Linked DNA regions of Homo sapiens: region 1 is linked to region 2. Evidence: chromatin loops called from intact Hi-C (ENCODE). Cell type or tissue: Calu3. All regions are shown on one strand. Links, peaks and the distances in the headings refer to the core of each region. The heading gives the core; the rest is flanking DNA.

The links. Peaks named below come from ENCODE experiments on the same cell type or tissue, not always from the same donor. Only the 100,000 strongest peaks of a DNase experiment are listed, where the experiment ranks them.
Region 1: a loop joins it to region 2, with 5 times the contacts of the local background. A loop is called at or near these places in 8 of 110 quality-filtered maps.

What each region holds. Positions count from the first base shown.
Region 1 is chr3:5,228,383-5,237,144 of GRCh38, forward strand. No RefSeq gene overlaps it. Among named protein-coding and RNA genes, the nearest start is that of MIR4790, 17 kb to the right of the region's middle. RefSeq lists an enhancer at 4,092-4,601. In Calu3, for the core only: no CTCF peak of the experiment used is centred there; a DNase peak (open chromatin) is centred at 5,199.
Region 2 is chr3:5,295,280-5,304,041 of GRCh38, forward strand. No RefSeq gene overlaps it. Among named protein-coding and RNA genes, the nearest start is that of MIR4790, 49 kb to the left of the region's middle. In Calu3, for the core only: no CTCF peak of the experiment used is centred there; no DNase peak of the experiment used is centred there.

The DNA of each region.
Region 1 (8,762 bases), core at 303-8,302, 67 kb before region 2:
TCTTCCTCCTTCGCCCTCTGATCAGCTGCCTCTGTGGTCATTATTCCTAGTTCTGACAGCACTTCACAGAACACTTGTTTCTGACCTATCGGGTTCTGGCACAACCCTATGGTCCTTGGGGGCAGTGGCTGGCATGATTGCTAAACAATTGCTGGATGGCTTGGACAGAATCTACATTGAACTGTCTCCCGGGGGTGAGGGATGGGGGTTCTGAAGTGAGTGGTCAAAGGATCACAGTTTGAGAACCACAGCCTTGGGAGTTTGCTAGGGGAACCTGCACCAAAGGCTTACCTTCGGGGATAGATTTAATCACAATTTAATTTCATTTGCAAATCTGGCCCCTCTAGGTGGCTCCCTGCTGCACCTTCCTAAGGACCCTCTGCCATTCAGTAGCTGCTGTATCACCTTGGGAATAACTACTAGGAGATGCTGTCTTTGACAGCAGAAAGGCTCAGTTCTCAAACTATGGTTCCTGGAGCTACAGCAGCAGTGGTGGCAACTCTTGGGCCCCACCCAACATTGAATGGGAAACTCTGAGATGGGACCCAGCAACCTGCGCTGTAACAAGCACTCCAGGTGATTCCTCGGGCCAGTGGCAGACACCCTCCTAACCCTGACAGATCTTGGAATCTAGTCTCTTCCAACCTTAGGCTGGTAGGGGTAAGGGTGGGTGTGGGGGTTCTGCTCCACTCTTCTGAGTGTGCAGGCGGTGAACATTTATTAAGCACCTACTAGGTGTGCTGACCGCTGATCACTCATTGTCGCATCTATCTTGCCCTGTCAACTAAACCATATATTTATAGTTGAGAGGTAGATTGGTGTTTGATATGGTTTGGATCTGTGTTCCCGCCCACATCTCATGTAGAATTGTAATTCCTAGTGTTGGAGGAGGGGCCGTGGGAGGTGAAAGGATAATGGGGTGGTTTCTCATGGGTTAACACCGTCCCTCTTGGTGCTATCATTGTGATAATGAGTGAGTTCTAATGAGATCTGGTTGTTTGAAAGTGTGTGGCACCTCCCCTCTCTTTCCCTTCCTCCTGCTCAGGTCATGTGAAGTGCTGGCTTCCCCTTCACCTTCCGCCATGATTGTAAGTTTCCTGAGGCCTCCCTAGAAGCTGAGCAGAGGCCACCTTGCTTCCTGTGCAGCCTGTGGAACGGTGAGCCAATTAAACTTCTTTTCTTTATAAATTACTCAGCCTCAGGTATTTATTTATAGCAGTCCCAGAATGACCTAATGCAGTGTTTCTGATTCATTCATTCTTTTATTCAACTAATACTAAACAGTATTATGTGCCAGGTATTCTGGGTACTGGGGATATAGTGATGAGTTATGCCTTCACAGAAATAAATACATGCAGAAATAAATAAATGAATAAATGCATGCAGAAATGAATGAATGAGTACATGCATAAATGAATGAAAATACATGAAGAAATGAATGAAAAAATAAATACCTGCTATAATGCTAGAGTGGCAATAGCTTTGAGGGCAAAGCAGAACCAGAGGATAGAATGTTCGGTGTGGGAGAGGGGAATGCGCAAAGAGAAGAGGGGGCCACTTGCTTTTTCTTGGATGATATAAAGGATGAATCTCTGTTTGCCCTTTAGTGCTTGCTCTGAGAAAAGCACCTTGATTTTCTTCCCACCCCGTCAATTCAAAAGTTTCCACCCTCCTTACCCCTACAGTTTTAGGGATAGGCACATGGCCCATTTCTGGCCAATCAAAGCATTCATCTCTCTGCCTCTAGCAGTGAATGCTTCTGCACTGGGCACGAGTTGCCTAAAGGAGATTCAATCCCGGGGCTTTTCCTAGACACTACTGAAAAGAGAGAAAAGAAAAACCTCTCTTCATAACTGCTGATGTCACTGGGCTGCAAGGCTTGGGGCTTGGGGTTTCTGGGGACTACGGAGAGGGAAGAAGCTCCCTGAAAAACAATGCCTACCTAGAGAAAGTGAGGCTGAGAGGAAGAGAGAGTCCTCATTACAGACCCCACTAGATCAGGGGTCCCCAACTCCTGGGCCACAGACTGGTAAGTCATGGTCCCTAGTCTGTTAGGAACTGGGCTGCACAGCAGGAGGTGAGCAGCAGGTGAGCAAGTGAAGCTTCATCTATATTTACAGCCCCTCCCCTTTGCTCGCATTCCCACCTGAGCTCTGCCTCCTCTCAGATCAGTGGCAGCATTAGATTCTCATCCGAGCACAAACCCTATTGTGAATTATGCACGTGAGGGATCTACATTGTGCACTCCTTATAAGAATCTAATGCCTGATGATCTGTCACTGTCTCCCACCACCCCCAGATGGGACTGTCTAGTGCAGGAAGACAAGTTCCGGGCTCCCACTGATTCTACATTATGGCAAGTTGTATAGTTATTTCATTATATATTACAATGTAATAATAATAGAAATAAAGTGCACTATAGATGTTATGTGCTCGAATCATCTCAAAACCACACCCGCCTACCCCCAACCCCTGGGTCTGTGGAAAAATTGTCTTCCACGGAACTGGCCCTGGTGCCAAAAAGGCTGGGGACTGCTGCACTAGATCCAGGCATACCTGAAGCACTGGACTTTTTAGTTTCACGAGCCCATACATTACATTTTCGGCAGAACGTGTTTCAGTCCTTTGAAACGCAAAGGGTCATAATACTAAACCCAGGGAACACGCAATTCAACACCTGCGTCTGCCTCTTTCAGGGTGTCAATTGCCTCCTCTGCAAGAAGGGCTGATTAAGAGGATGCAGGAAAGGGAGAGAACCTGTGAGGCTCTCAGCCCGTGGCCAGCAGTGGGTGTTCGGTAACCAGTGGCTGGATTCCAGAAAATAATAAGCTGTCAAGCTGATTTCTGTTACCTTAGCCTCATGGTGTTCATGTTTTGTGTTTAGGAAACACGTGACTGAGTTCCCAATGACAGGATGAGTGGCTGGTCTATTTTTTCTCTCTATTCTGATACTCCAGATGGTACAGTGCACAAGTGTGCCGAGTAGAGACATTTTTCTTTTTCTCAATGAAATACAATTACATCGAATTCACAGCATTGATGATATTCATTGTCTCAAATCACTGTGTTTTCTGCGGCTGGCTTGAGAGATGTATAATAAGGTACTGATAAGGATTTTCTCTTTCTAAACTAAATTGTGTGCAGATAGATGACACCTTCTTAGGGCAGCACTTTCTCTCATCTCAGAATTACAGAAAAGTCAGTCATTCTGGGGCCAATTTACATTGCTTGTGGGTTTTTTTCCCCACATCCATCAATTTCAGAACAGATTTATATGATGACAGAAGTAAAATTCTCTCAGTGCAGACATCCAAATGATTTGCTTTTAATAATATGCAAAACAGGGGTGGAGATGAGGGAGCAGAGCTGCCAGGCTTGGCTGTGCATAAATGAGCTTCAGATGGAGGAGGCAGGCAGCATTTCCTCCAGCTGAGAACAGCCCAACCCAGATTGCAACCCCGGCAGCCTGAGATGGGGGTGCCGTGGGGTGAGGGCTCTGGAGAAGCAATCAGGACTGACCAGTCCTTAGACTGGGAATCTGCCCAAGTAACAGAAATAGCCCATTTCTGCATTTTAGCCACTTGGAGCAGTTGGTCTCTATCTGTCATGACCATCTTCCCTGTTAGCATCCATCTTGCACCGTGCTTTTTAATCTTTTTTTTTTATTGACTGCCCTCTGGGAGCCTTTTTTATAGTTTTTTTTTCCCCCTAATCCCTTCTAATCTCCCACCAAATTAAAAGATAATTTTCTTAGAGACTGAGTCTCACTGTACTGCTCAGGTTGGCCTTGGACTCCCAGGCTCAAGTGATCCTCTCGTCTCAGCCTCTCAAGTAGCTGGAACTACTTGTGTGCACCACTGCACCATCCCCTTGCCAGGCAGGGTGTCACCGCAGGTGGGGGTGTGCATGCAACTTTCTGGGAGAGTGGGCTTCTGACATTTGAGGACAAGGGGCCACTGTACACCATTAGTGACCAACACTCCTGGTGGGCAGTGTGGGGATGGGGAAGCGTGGGTGCCCTACCAGGAAAGGAGATCTGGGTGAGGCTCAGAGCCTCCCAGCATCACCTTTCTGAGTATCTGTTTTGTTTCTTTTTGGCGATCTGTGAAAAAGTCACTTTCGATCCTGGCTGAGCCCCTGGTTCTGGGGACGTTTTATCTCAAGTTAGGGACCAGAATTTCCTCTAGCTGCTTAACCAGTGCTTCTCTAATATTGGTGAGCTTCAGTCTGTGTTTACATGAGGCAAGCTTTCTAAATGTTTAATTCTTTTCTCACTGTTTGCATCTGCTGCTTCCGTGTGCTCAGGCCTCTGGCTCAGTGAAGACCATCAGGTGCTTAAAACTTGCTTTGTTCTCTAAGCATTACCAAAGATCATGGGAAAGACCAGGAGAGCTTCCTGCTGGTGGCGGCCTCTGGCTGACAGTTGAAGGTGAAGCAGGCTGTTTCTGCAATAGCTCCAGCGATTCCTTTTACTGGTATTCACGACCTTGTAGAATCCCCTCTTCTGGCGTGTGGGCTGGATTTCAGGGGCTCTCTGTAAGCTCATGTGGACCCTAAGTACAAAACTGGTAGCGTGACTCCTGAGGTCAATGGGTAACCCAGAAGCACAGGAAGGAACTACGACGCTGCCTGCAAGGACTTTTACAGGATGAACCCTTATGAGCAGGTGCTTCTGATGAACAGAATTTGGCAGGAGTGATGGCACGTCCCTTCCAAGTTTAGGATCCAAGACTGTGACTTCTGTCTTGCTGACACTCTTGCTTGCCCTTTTGCTTGCTTGCTGTGATGATGCAAGCTGTCATGATGTGAACTGTCCTGTGGAGAGGTCCACGTGGTGAGGAATGGAAGGAGGCCTCTGGTGAGTACCTGCATCCTGCCATCAACCACCAGCATGAGCCTGGAAGCTGATCCTGCCCTAGTTGATTTTTTTTTTTTTTTTTGAGACAGAGCTGGAGTGCAGTGGTGTGATCTCAGCTCACTGCAGCCTCTGCTTTCTGGGCTCAAGTGATTCTCCTGCCTCAGTGTCCTGAATAGCTGGGACTACAGGCACACGCCACCATGGCTGGCTAATTTTTGTATTTTTAGTAAAGACGGGATTTCACCATGTTGGCCAGGCTGTTCTCAAACTCCTGACCTGAAGTGATTCATCCACCTCAGCCTAGTTGATTCTTAAGATGATTGCAAGCTTGTCAGAGAATCGCAGCCAGGGGATCCAAACAAGTTGCTCCTGAGTTCCTAACACACGGCAACTGTGACATAATCAGTGGTGCTGTTCTAAGCTGCGAAGTTCGTGGGTAATTTGCTGCCCTGCAGTGGATAACTAGCACGAAGAGTTCTGGGAGGTGGAAACAGACAAAGCCTGTATTGTGCTTCTATAAAACTTACTATTATAAGGAAATCATTTTCCCAGGCCATTAAAAACTAGTCATAAATATGATTTTTCATGAATGAATCATAATTTATTTAGCTATTCTCCTATGATTGGCTATCCTGATTGCCGTCTTTATTTTCTGTGATGAATAATGCTACCAAGATTTGTATATAAACTGATCCAGGCCGGGTACGGTGGCTCACGCCTGTAATCCCAGCACTTTAGGAGGCCGAGGCGGGCAGATCACGAGGTCAGGAGATTGAGACCATCCTGGCTAACAAGGTGAAACCCCGTCTCTACTAAAAATACAAAAAATTAGCCGGGCGCGGTGGCAGGCGCCTGTAGTCCCAGCTACTCGGGAGGCTGAGGCAGGAGAATGGCGTGAACCCGAGAGGTGGAGCTTGCAGTGAGCCGAGATTGCGCCACTGCAGTCCGCAGTCCGGCCTGGGCGACAGAGCGAGACTCCGTCTCAAAAAAAAAAAAAATTAGCCAGGTGTTGTGGTGAGCACCTATAGTCCCAGCTACTTGGGAGGCTGAGGCAGGAGAATGGCGTGAACCCAGGAGGCGGAGGCTGCAGTGAGCAGTGATCATGCCACTGCACTCCAGCCTGGGTGACAGAGGGAGACTCCGTCTCAAAAAAAAAAAAAAAAATTAATTAATAAAGGAAGCTCATGCTAGGCCAGGCATGGTGGCTCATGCCTGTGATTCCAGCACTTTGGGTGGCTGAGGCAGGTGGATGGCTTGAGGTCAGGCATTTGAGATCAGCCTGGCTAATATGGTGAAACTGTGTCTCTACTAAAAATATAAAAATTAGCCGGGCATGGTGGCACATGCCTGTAATCCCAGCTACTCAAGAGGCTGAGGCAGGAGACTCACTTGAGCCTAGGAGGCAGATGTTGCAGTGAGCTGAGATTATACCACTGCACTCCAGCCTGGGTGACAGAGGGAGACTCCATCTCAAAAAGAAAAAACAAAAGACAGCTCGTTCTAGACTGAAAACCTTTGGTTCTAGATCACTAAGATGGGTTCATATCTGTCTCTGGATCTGCAGACTCTAACTCAGGGCCTGACATGTAGTTGTGCCCATTTAGTGATTACTAGATGATGGAAAAGCCTGTGGAAATGCTGGATGGGCCTTGTTTCAAGACTTCTTATGTGTGCTTCCAGGAGCGACTGCCCATTGGACAACTACTCCTTTTCAGCCTGTGACTTCTGAACAGTGAGTAGAAATGTGGACTCATACCTCGGCATGCATCTGAATCACCTGGGAGCCTTGTTCAAATGCAGATTCTGGACTCCATTCCCAGGGATTCAGAATCAGCAGATCTGGGGTGGAGCCTGGGAGTCTTCATTTCTAATGAGCACCCTAAGGATGCCATTGCTGCTGGTCTTTAGGCCACACTGTGGAAGCACCAGAGCAGTGGACATCTGCCACTCTTTGGTCTTTTCTTCTTCATTCTCTTGGAGCACTGCCTCCTCCTCACCCTCTGTAGTCTGGGTGGGGCTGCCAACCAAGGGTGCCCAAACACTGCTGCACAGCGGTGGAAATAGATCTCAGGTGGGTCAGAAAACCGGTGAGTGGTGCACAGGTCAGCATACAACTTGGGTAGGGACATTCAGAGTGTATTTGGAGGGATTAAGGTAGATACAGAATGATAAACAAAATTTCCCTTTGGAGCTTGAGAATAGACAGGATCAAATAGGCCCAGAGACTGGCTGAGAACGAAGTTAACAAAGCCAGGGAAATGGAGAAACAGTCTCCTCTGGACGAGTTTCAGCCCCAGATCTAGTCATCCATGGACTTCCTAGAAATGGGCACCAAGACTCTCGTCTTTTGCTTAAGCTCGTTTGAGTTGAGTTTCTGTCTTTTACAAAGGGAATAGGCCTAATTCAGGATTCCTGTGACCTGGAGGATGCGAATATGTACATTAGCATCGACGCACTCATAGATGTCTCTGTATAAACTCGTGGGGATTCTAACTATAATCTGCTAGCACAGGTGATGAGACCAACAAGCGAACCCTCTAGCACGGGAAGGACTGCAAGACTGCTTGCAAGGCCTTTCACCACTTGGATGCCTGTCAGCAGAGGTCTCTGCAGATGGCCAGAAGTGTCATCAGCCCAGTTCTCTGCCTCAGGCTTGCTCAAGGAGTACTTGTACACACAGAAGAGGTTTAGTGCAGGTCTATGGAATGATCCTCTGCTTACTTGAGGCTGGGGAAAGAGGCAGCCTGAGGTCCCTTTATTAGGGGAAAATCCTTTGCTTCTCCAAAAGGAAATGAAGCCGCAGAGGAAGAAGCCTCTGGGAGAAAGGCTATCGTGACATTGGTTTATGGGGATGGATGGGATGTAATCAATCTAAGGTTTTGATACAGGAAGGGGCGAGGTGGGAGGGGGATACTGTGGGGGCGTAGATACCCAGGAAGAGAGAGCGAGGGACAGAGATAGGCAGCTGTGGATGCTGAAGACAGAAGGCCAAGCAACTCTGGGTTTTGAGAGTCTCTGTAGCCAGAAACACACTTGATAGTCAAGCAGCATGGTCTCTGTTTTGTGCCGCTTCCCTCTACCCCTTAAATAATCACCTCTTCCTCCTCCCAGCATTTTTTTTCTAATTAACTTTCTTATCCTATGGAAAATCTCACTGGTCCGCTCCTTCCTTATGTTTGTTTATTTACTTAGTTGTTAAATATTTATTGCCAGACATCATGCTAGGATTAAGTGTTGGGATACAATGGTGACTCAAAAAGCAGAGAGTCCCTGCTCTCATGGACTTTGTAGCAGAGAGAGAGAGAGAGATAGAGAGAGAGAGAGAGAGAGAGAGATGTACTGCAAATACAATAATCACCAAACTGTAAAATTACAAATTCTCATAGGTACTCAGAACTAGTGCCATCTACAAACACCCATCTCTTCTTTAACAAAACTTTCCTGTTGACTGTCCATATTAACATGACTTGTCATTCCAAGAAACTCTTGTCCTGGAAGCTGAAGTTGCAAATAGGTATATAGAAAATCCACGTATCCATATTAGAGACTTCTCAACTAGCTCTCATTAGGGTAAATAACCCTTTCTCAAGGCAACAGCTCCCTTAACTAGGCTTATCAAATGACTTTTCAAGACAGCTTCAAGAGCCTTGCCTTGCTGTGTCCACAAATTTGAAACAATTATGTTATGAACTTTGCCCAAACCCGATCAGACCTTGTGTTGATGGAAGTGCCTTAAACCAGTCCCCTGAATCTCCTAAATATTCCAACTTTGCCCTTCCACTCTGAGATGCTACTAAGATTCTGACAAGGTTGTGCTTTTTCTTATCACTGGAGCAATGAACTTAAAGTTGGCAGATGATGATCTGTGAAGGAGTGGACTTCAATTCTAAGAAATTGTATGACA
Region 2 (8,762 bases), core at 413-8,412:
TAAATTCACAAATTGTGGGTTATTTATGGCCTCTGTCTGTTGGGTACTCTCACCCTTGACTTTATGTGACCACAAAGATGCATACATATCTTTCCATTTATTTCTAATTACCTGAGGCTTTGTTTTTAAGGTAAATGCACGGAGATTTCTTTTCTGCTGATGGGTTCCTGACTGACAGTCAGTATTGTGGAATTCCTGAAACTCCCCAGGCAAATACATTAGAAAATTACTTGATGGTTTGCATGACTAAACCATCACAAACAGATTCTCTTCCATATCTCTGTAGGTACATCTTACATCTTTGTAACTATGACATTCAAAATGTATTGAATGGTAGAATATGTCAACTACTAGTCTAGATGCTGAGAGTACAGTAGTGAGAACACACACACATGTGAGTGTGCATGTACATATGCATGCATGTACCTTCCTAGAGTTAACATTCTATTTGCAGGAAACAGGCAATCAATAATATAAACATGGTATGTAAACGATATAGGAGGTTAGAAGGTGATAAGGGATTTGGGGAAGCATGGGGCAGACCAAGGTGATTGGATGTGCCAATGGGGTGGGCGTTGGTTGCCATTTTACACAAGGTGGTCAGGATGGACCCCAGTGAGGTGACATTTGAGTCATCTTGAAATTATTATTGAAGGAGGAAAGGGAGAGGATCATGCAGGTAATTGGGGAGGAGCATTCCAGGCAGAGGGAACAGCCAGTGCAAAGGCCCTAAGATAGAAGCATGCCAAGCATGTATGAAGAAGCTCCCAAGGAACTCAGTGTGGCCAGAGTAAAGAGTAGGAGGAGATGATATTGGAGAAGGAATGGAGGTCACATTATATAGCTCCTTGAAGGCCATGGTAAATACCTCAATTTTGACTGTGAGTGAATAAATAGGTAAAGGGGACTCATTATTTTACTATCATATTTTTTAGGAGATAGTATTTAGCAGTCTCTTAGAAGACTAGCTATTGGCCTCAAAATGTAAATTTGTCTGCTTTGATTTGATCTGCAAGGACCTCTAAGGGCAGTCACTTGTCGGTATGATAAAATGATACAAGGGAAAAAGCCAGCCTGGGTATTACTCTCAGAGTCACTCCTGTCGGGGTCGTGGCTCATTTCTCTTTCAGTGTCCCCAGTGACCCTGACTGTAAAATGATCATGTTAGGCAAATCAGAAAGGGAAACATTTGTTTCATATGCCAACTCTAGTTCACTCATAATGGTTGCTCAAAGTACCCAGAGAAAGAGTCTGCAGTAAATTCTTTGTGATTGATTAGCAATGTCTAACCTGAGAACAGACCAGGAAGTGGTGGGGAGTGTGCTATGAGCTAAGAGGCCTTAGGGTGTGAAAATTCTGTCCTTTATAGTTGGTTTTTAAAAGAAAGGCTACAGAGTTTTGTGATTTTGAGTTACAGTTGTGTTCATCACAAAATGTGTGAAGACTTTGTAGCTACAAGAAAAAAATGTAAGAAATGAATTGGATAAAAGGAGCTTATATCCTTTTATGTGACAGTGCAAATTCTCATTCGTTATCATAAAACGTGAACTTTCCTTGATAGACCTTGTGATAAAAATAACACTTTTAGGCTCTTCCTCATAAATCAGTGAGATAGATTGGATGGGTATTTTCCTCGTTTTACAGGATATTGGAGCACAAAGCTATAACTAATTACCTAATTAAAAAATTAACCGTGTTTTACTAGTGTAATGGCCAAAACAGGATCTTTTTGAGAGTGAAAGAAGATGCTATAAAGAATTACTCCCAGACAACAGGTACCCAATGGGACTATCCATGGCAAATGGGGATGTTTGATCATCCTAGATTTATTTGAGGCCCTGTGATTGATGCTTGGATAAAGCAGAACTGGAACCCAGATGTTCCCGTTGGAAACCATTTCCTTTTATCCAAAATTCTGATGCATTAGACACAGTGTGGGATGATAATAATACTGGCAACTACCAGTTTTATGTGCTCATCATGGGCACAGTCATGTGCTACTCATTTTTTTCATGCTATTTTAATTTCAGTCTCACAGTTCAAGGTCAATATTCTCTCCCTATTTTATAGACATGGAAACCAAGGCTGAGAGATGTGAAGTGACTTGCCAAAGCCACAGAGCTCAGAAAGAATATCTCTCATTCAAGCCCAGCTCTGTGTAATCCAAAGTTCAAGTTCAACTACAAGTTTATTCATTAGAAATATTTATATTAAAACAATTTTTGTTTTTTGTTTTTTGAGATAGTCTTGCTCTGTCGCCCAGGCTGGAGTGCAGTGGTGTAAACTTGGCTCACTGCAACCTCCATCCCCCAGGTTCAAGGGATTCTCATGTCTCAGCCTCCCGGGTAGCTGGAATTACATGTGTGCCCACCTCGGCTTCCCAAAGTGCTGGGATTACAGGTGTCAGCCACCATGCTGCCCAGCCTTGATTCTTTTTAAAGGGATTCGTTACCATTAATTGAAGTATTTTGTATTTAAAATAGGATTTAAATTAAACCAAAGGCCCTGAGCTGATAACTCACTTCAGTATTATGTTCCAGTTTAACCACCTTTTGAGGAAGGGAAATGGAGAAGATACTGGGACTGGAATAAGGGCTAGCTGCAATGAAAATAATAAGATGCAGCAACACTACTTCCTGATTTGGATAAAGAAGAGCTGGAGTAAAGAGAGAGCTGTTTTATTTCAGCTCCAGAGGGAAAACCCTAGTGTGTATTATAGGAGAGAGCTGGAGGGAGTGGGAAGAACCTTCTGGCTGCTGCTCAGATGTGTGCTGGAACTACAAAGTAGGGATTTTCCTTTGATGAACTCAAACTGCTTAGAAAGGTGAAAAGTTCACTTGTAAATGAGACTTGGTAGTGCAAACCAGGAGCAAAGAGAAGGAGCTCTCGTGTTCTTGAAGCTATCTTCAAGCCTCCAGTGATGTGTAGGGGTCTGAGGTTCCCACTCTGGGCTGTGGATCAGGGTGAGTTAAAAGGAATGTTTTAATGAAAGAGCAAGAGCATAAAGAAAACTTACCAACATATACGTTAGAGTATATTAACTTTGGAGTTGCTTTATAAATAGTAGTTGAATAGATGCTTCATCAAAATTTGATGCATGTATGAAATGTATATTTGAATATGCATTTGAATATATATACATATATCTATATCCATTTAATTGCATGTCAAAGCAGATGGACTTAACAAAGAGCTAACATGTAATCTCATGTCCTAAATAAGAGGTGAGCTTTGATGTCATGTCTGTGGTAGATTACCACTACCTGGTAATAGACTATTTAAGTTATAGGATTAGTTGCAAAGACAAAGAAAATCTCGCTCAAGTGCTATAACTGAACACTCAAAATGAGGAAGTAGAAGTCTAGGTAGTGATGATTCATAAGTGAAAAGAAACGATCTCTGTTCTCTTGCTATTTAGAAGCCACTTTTGTCATTCAAAGAGCTCTCAAGCTCCATCAGTTCATACATATCATATGCTTAGGGCTGGTCACGATTCTGCCAACACTGCAACCTCTGTACCTACCTTTCTATCTTTTCTTATGATTCCTATTCTCCCTTTATTCTCTATCACATTTATCATAGAGCATAAAGAAAATAGAATTTTCACAACTTTTTGGTTAGGTCCTAGATAAATCAGCTGGGCTTTTTCCCCCCATGGATGATTGACAATTCTGATGTAATACAGAATAAAGGGAGCTCTGAAGACCAAAGTCTATGGTCTTCACTGCATCTCAATTCCCAACGATTCTTATCATATGCTAACTTCTACATTTTTAGTTTTAGGAATTTTAGTGTTCTGGGACAGGATGTTTTAATTCTAAATATATTCCCTGAGCCATAAAACCCAGCAAGAACAGCATAAGTACTCAAGCTAAAATGTGTGAATAATAACCTAACCAAATCAATAATTTAAGGCCAGTGCAGATGTGTGAAGTTACATGTGTTCCTGACAACTTTGTTACTCTGTGTTTCTACTGATTTTGCTTTTCTGCTTCCAAGTCTAGTGAAATGCGTTTGCAATATAGAGACATCAAAGGCCTGATGAGTGAGCTGGTGGTGCTGATCAGCGGAAAGATCAAAGCAAGCAGGTCTGTAGAGGGATTAGGGATATTATCACGGCAGAGGTTCAGTGATAAAATCAACCTGACAGGGTAGAACCTTGGTTTTTGGAATAAGGCTGGCCTATAAGGTCTGAGGGGGATTAGCAGAAAGAAGAGCTTCATGCTGAATCTTGTGATGGCTTGAACTAGGAATTAAAAAATTCCCCTGGTCAAGGAAATGTTGTAGGACTTTCTCCTTAGTTCAGCTAAAAGTCGGGTTCTTGTCACATGGCCATGAGAGATTAGGCTCTCAGACAATTTGAAGGGTGAGAAAAATGGAATTTATTGGTGAAAAGGAAAAAAAAAGGGAAACAGGGACTTTCAGCAAAGCAAGAGTCCTGCTAGCTGGTTTCCATCTGACAGATTGAATCCCAGTTTCCATCCCCAACAAGAGAGGCCAGGCTCCTTCCCGCTGCAAAGGGTGTGAACTTCTGTGGCTCCACCCTGTTCTCCTGGTGTGTAGGCTGGTCGGAGTTTCTCTGGGGACCCCTTTAGACTTGGCTGTCTCAGAAAGAATGGGCTTCAGATTTTAGGAGTAGCCTAAGCCAAGCCTAAGCAAGCCAAGGAGAGAGACCCCAGGAGAAACTAACCCTGCTGATGCCTTGATCTTGGACAATCTATCCTCCAGAATAGTGAGGAAATAAATACATTTCTGTTGTTTAAGCCACGCAGTCTGTGGTATTTTGTTGTCATAGCCCTAGGAAAACTGAGGCTTCTCATGATGAATAAGTGACCCCATTCATGGGAAGGTCTGGGATACCAGGGCAGGAGCCAGGCAGATCCTGATTGTGCCACAAAAGAGAATGTGGGGGATGAGACTATTTCTAGGCAACATTTCAGGTTCAGAGCAATCATTGCATTTTGAGATTTTTGGGAAAGGTTACTGTGTCAGGAGGTCCCCAAGACCACTCTCAGTTTTGTTGATTTGCTAGGAAGACTCATAGGACTTGGCATACAATTGTACTCACAGCTAAGATTTATTTTGGTGAAAGGATAGGAAGCAGCATCAGTGTGAGGAAAAGATGCATGGAGTGAGGGCTGTAGGGGGCCAGGCATCAGCTGCCGAGAGTCCTCTCCCAGTGGAGTCTTACAGGCCATACTTAATTTCTCCAGTACTGAATTGTGACAATGCACGTAAAACATTGTCTATCAGGGAAGCTCACCAGAGACTCGGTGAGCTTTTTATAGGGGACTGGTCATGGGTAGCTGAGAACATACCAAAATTCCAGGCTCCCAGAAGGAAAGGAGGTGTTCAGCATATACCACATTGTTTGTACACACCATTTATATTTAGGCACAATGAGCCACTCTGATCAGGTAGGGGATGGTGGGAACCTTCCTGAAATCCAAGTTCCTACACAGACACTAGGTAAGGGCTGACTTTATAAGCGGGTCTTCCTAAGGAGAGCAGTCTCAGAGCTGCTATATTAAACTCTTCTGCGCAGTCACCTAAGTGATAATTCTGTCAAAGCCTGGGATGGCTGCCTCTTGTGTACAGCGAGAGTCTGGCAGAGGTGAGGGAATCTTAATTTGGGTGTTTGCGAAAAAGGCATGGAGATAATTTCTGCCTCAGGCTCCCTGATAAATGAGAACCCCAGGGATTCTGAATGTAGTGGCCCCAGATTACATGTCTTCCTGGAGTACTAGGCCATGCTGTTCTGTTCGGTGTCACTGATTATCCTCCAGGAAGATTGTCTACCATGGACCACATTCTTACAGGCTATAGAGGAGAGTTTTCCAACTTCACTGGGGTGAGGACCATTGAGTTCCCCCATCACTCCCTGCTCCGCACACTCCTACCTTTGCTCTTTTTTTTTTTCTTTTGAGACAAGGTCCGGCTCTGTCGCCCAGGCTGGAGTGCAGTAGTGTGATCTTGGCTCACTGCAGCCTCAACCTCTCAGGCTCATGCGATCTTCCCACCTCAGCCTCCCAAGTAGCTGGGACTACAGGCGTGCACCATCATATCTGGCTAATTTTTGTATTTTTTGTAGAGACAGGTTTTGCCATGTTGCCCAGGCCGGTCTTGAACTCCTGAGTTCAAGTGATCCACCTGCCTCAGCCTCCCAAAGTGTTGGGATTACAGGCATGGGCCATTGTACCCGACCATCTTTGCTTTTGAGCTCTTAAAGGCAGGACCCATGTCAGATTCATTCTCAAAATCTCTAAGAGTTCTAGAACAGGACTTGCACATAGTAAACAGTATGTGCTTAATAAACATTTACTGAATCACACAGAGGTGTTGTCATGTATCAACCACAGGGTCTCACTCAGAGACACTGGTAGACTTAAAACCTTGTGCCTAAAGACCCGGATCTTCTTACCAATTTAAGACTGTGAAGGAGAGAAAACTCCCTGCAGAGTCTGAAATTAAAATGTAAGCAAGTGAAGCTAAAAATAAACAGCAACGTGGGATTCCTCAATTCCGACAGGCTGTGACAGCACCAAGTGTCATGCGGCTCTGAGTGATGAACAAGAGGAATAAATTTAGAAGGCTTAATGAGGGGGGATTCTATAACTGCTTGAAAAGCCTAAGCCACCAAATGGAATGAAATTTTCCTAGACAGGAGTGCGATATTCCCTGCCCCCACCCCTGACGTCTCTGGGCAATGTGACACACTTTCTAACCTCCTGAATACAATCAGGTCACCCATCCCAGAGAGAGTGGGGTCTAGTGAGAAGGAAGCACAGTCTCTGGCCCTAAACCCAGAGTGGCTGCTGGGAATGCCCCATCCCCGGGAGTTCTTTTTACAGGACATAGAGTCATCATCACAGGATATTAGCAATGGAATCAGCCTTTGAGTCATTAATGGTTTTCAGAATCTTTGAGCTTCAAAGACTTCACAAAATGTTATGCAGAAGGGCAAGATAGAAGGATAAAAAGTAGAACTGCTGTGATTGAAGTGGAGGCAGCAGATTGGCTTCCCATCCCTCCACCTTCCCTACCTTATATCTGTGGAACCCCTGGGTTCCTGAAGAGCAGGACTGCTGTGTGGCGTTGTGCAGTTTCTGCACATGGACAGTGTATACATTTGTCTCAGAGCACAGCTTGAAACAATTGATATAATTTAATCTTCTTATTTATGAGTAAGGAAATTCAGGCCTGAAGTGAAGCAACTTGCACAACGTCAATAAATTAGTATCAGAGGTGGGATTTGGATGTAGGATTAGTGACTCCCAATTCATTGCTATTTTAGACACTTCTTGATATCTAGGGTCTCGCTAGCCCACCCGTGCAAAAACAGCCTTAGAGCAGAAATCATGCGTCAGGGTGGAATGTCCATCTTGCTTCAGAGAAGAAACAAAATAGAAAACATCTTCATGGTCCAGGTGTGCTTTCAGAGGTGCCAGCTTGGGTGCACAACCAGGTCATCATCAGCCTGTCCTTTAGGCATTGGTAGTGAATGAAAAGCTGAGAAACTCTCCCACTCCCAGGGCCGTGGCTTTCCAATAAAGATAACACTGATAAAAGACTACCCGCATGACTTGAACTATGGCTTTGACTGTGACTACAACTTTGTCTATGACTAAGATTAGGACTATTACCCCCACCAAGTACCTATCAGAGATTCTTGTTACATTACCCACCAAAATGTAGGATCCAAGAGAGCAGGGTCTTTGCCAATTTTGCTCTTCATTGTATCTCCAGGCTCGCATACATAGTTGGTGCTGAATAAATATTGGGGATTCTTTTGGGCTGTATTATATTCCCCCAAATTCATATGTTGAAGTATTAACCCCCGGTGCCTCAGAATGTTTCTGTGTTTGGAGTTAGGGCCTTTGAAGAGATAATTAAGGTGAAATGAAGTAATATGGGTGGTCCCTAATGCAATATGACTGGTATCCTTATAAGAAAAGATTCGCACACAGCCACAGAGGTAAGACCTTGGAAAGACAAAGAGAAGAGGGCCATCTGCAAGCAAAGGAGAGAGACCTCAGGAGAAACTAACCCTGCTGACGCCTTGGTCTTGGACAATCTATCCTCCAGAATTGTGAGGAAATAAATACACTTCTGTTTAAGCCACGCAGTCTGTGGTATTTTGTTATCGTAGCCCTAGGAAAACTAACACAGGGATTAAGCAAAGCATCCCTAGCTAGGTGTGCTGTTTCTGAGTTTGGAGCTCTACCCGCTGTTTGAAATGACACATTTGATATTCCTGTACAAGGAAAGATGAGGGATAAAGACTTACTCATTCAAATGATTTTCAGTGGTTACTGTTTCAAGGTTACCTTTAAGTCATGAGAATTTCTTCTGTTTTGTAGGACGAAATCCAAACGGGCTGTAATCTTTAATCACGTCTTTCTGCCTGTTCCCCAAACTTTTGTTGTTAAAATGTTTGGAAGTTTTTTGGTCTCCTTATTTTAATTTTTACAAAGCAGATGAAGAAGTGAGAAGCATAGGTAATAACAAAACTATAAAACTAATTAACACCTCAGATTATAATGAGAAGGGGTTGACAGAATGTCTCTTTTTAACAAAACCTATGAATATTAAGGGTTTCGCTGCTGTCAGTATTTTCCTAGAAGAAGCAGGTCCTTCCTTCTGTATCCAAGCCCCAAAATAAAAAGTATCCTTAATGTGTTCATAAATTACAAAAACAGAGTTATATGGGAAACCACACTCTTGTCAAACCACCTTGGGGAAATAATTAGGGATATTGGTAC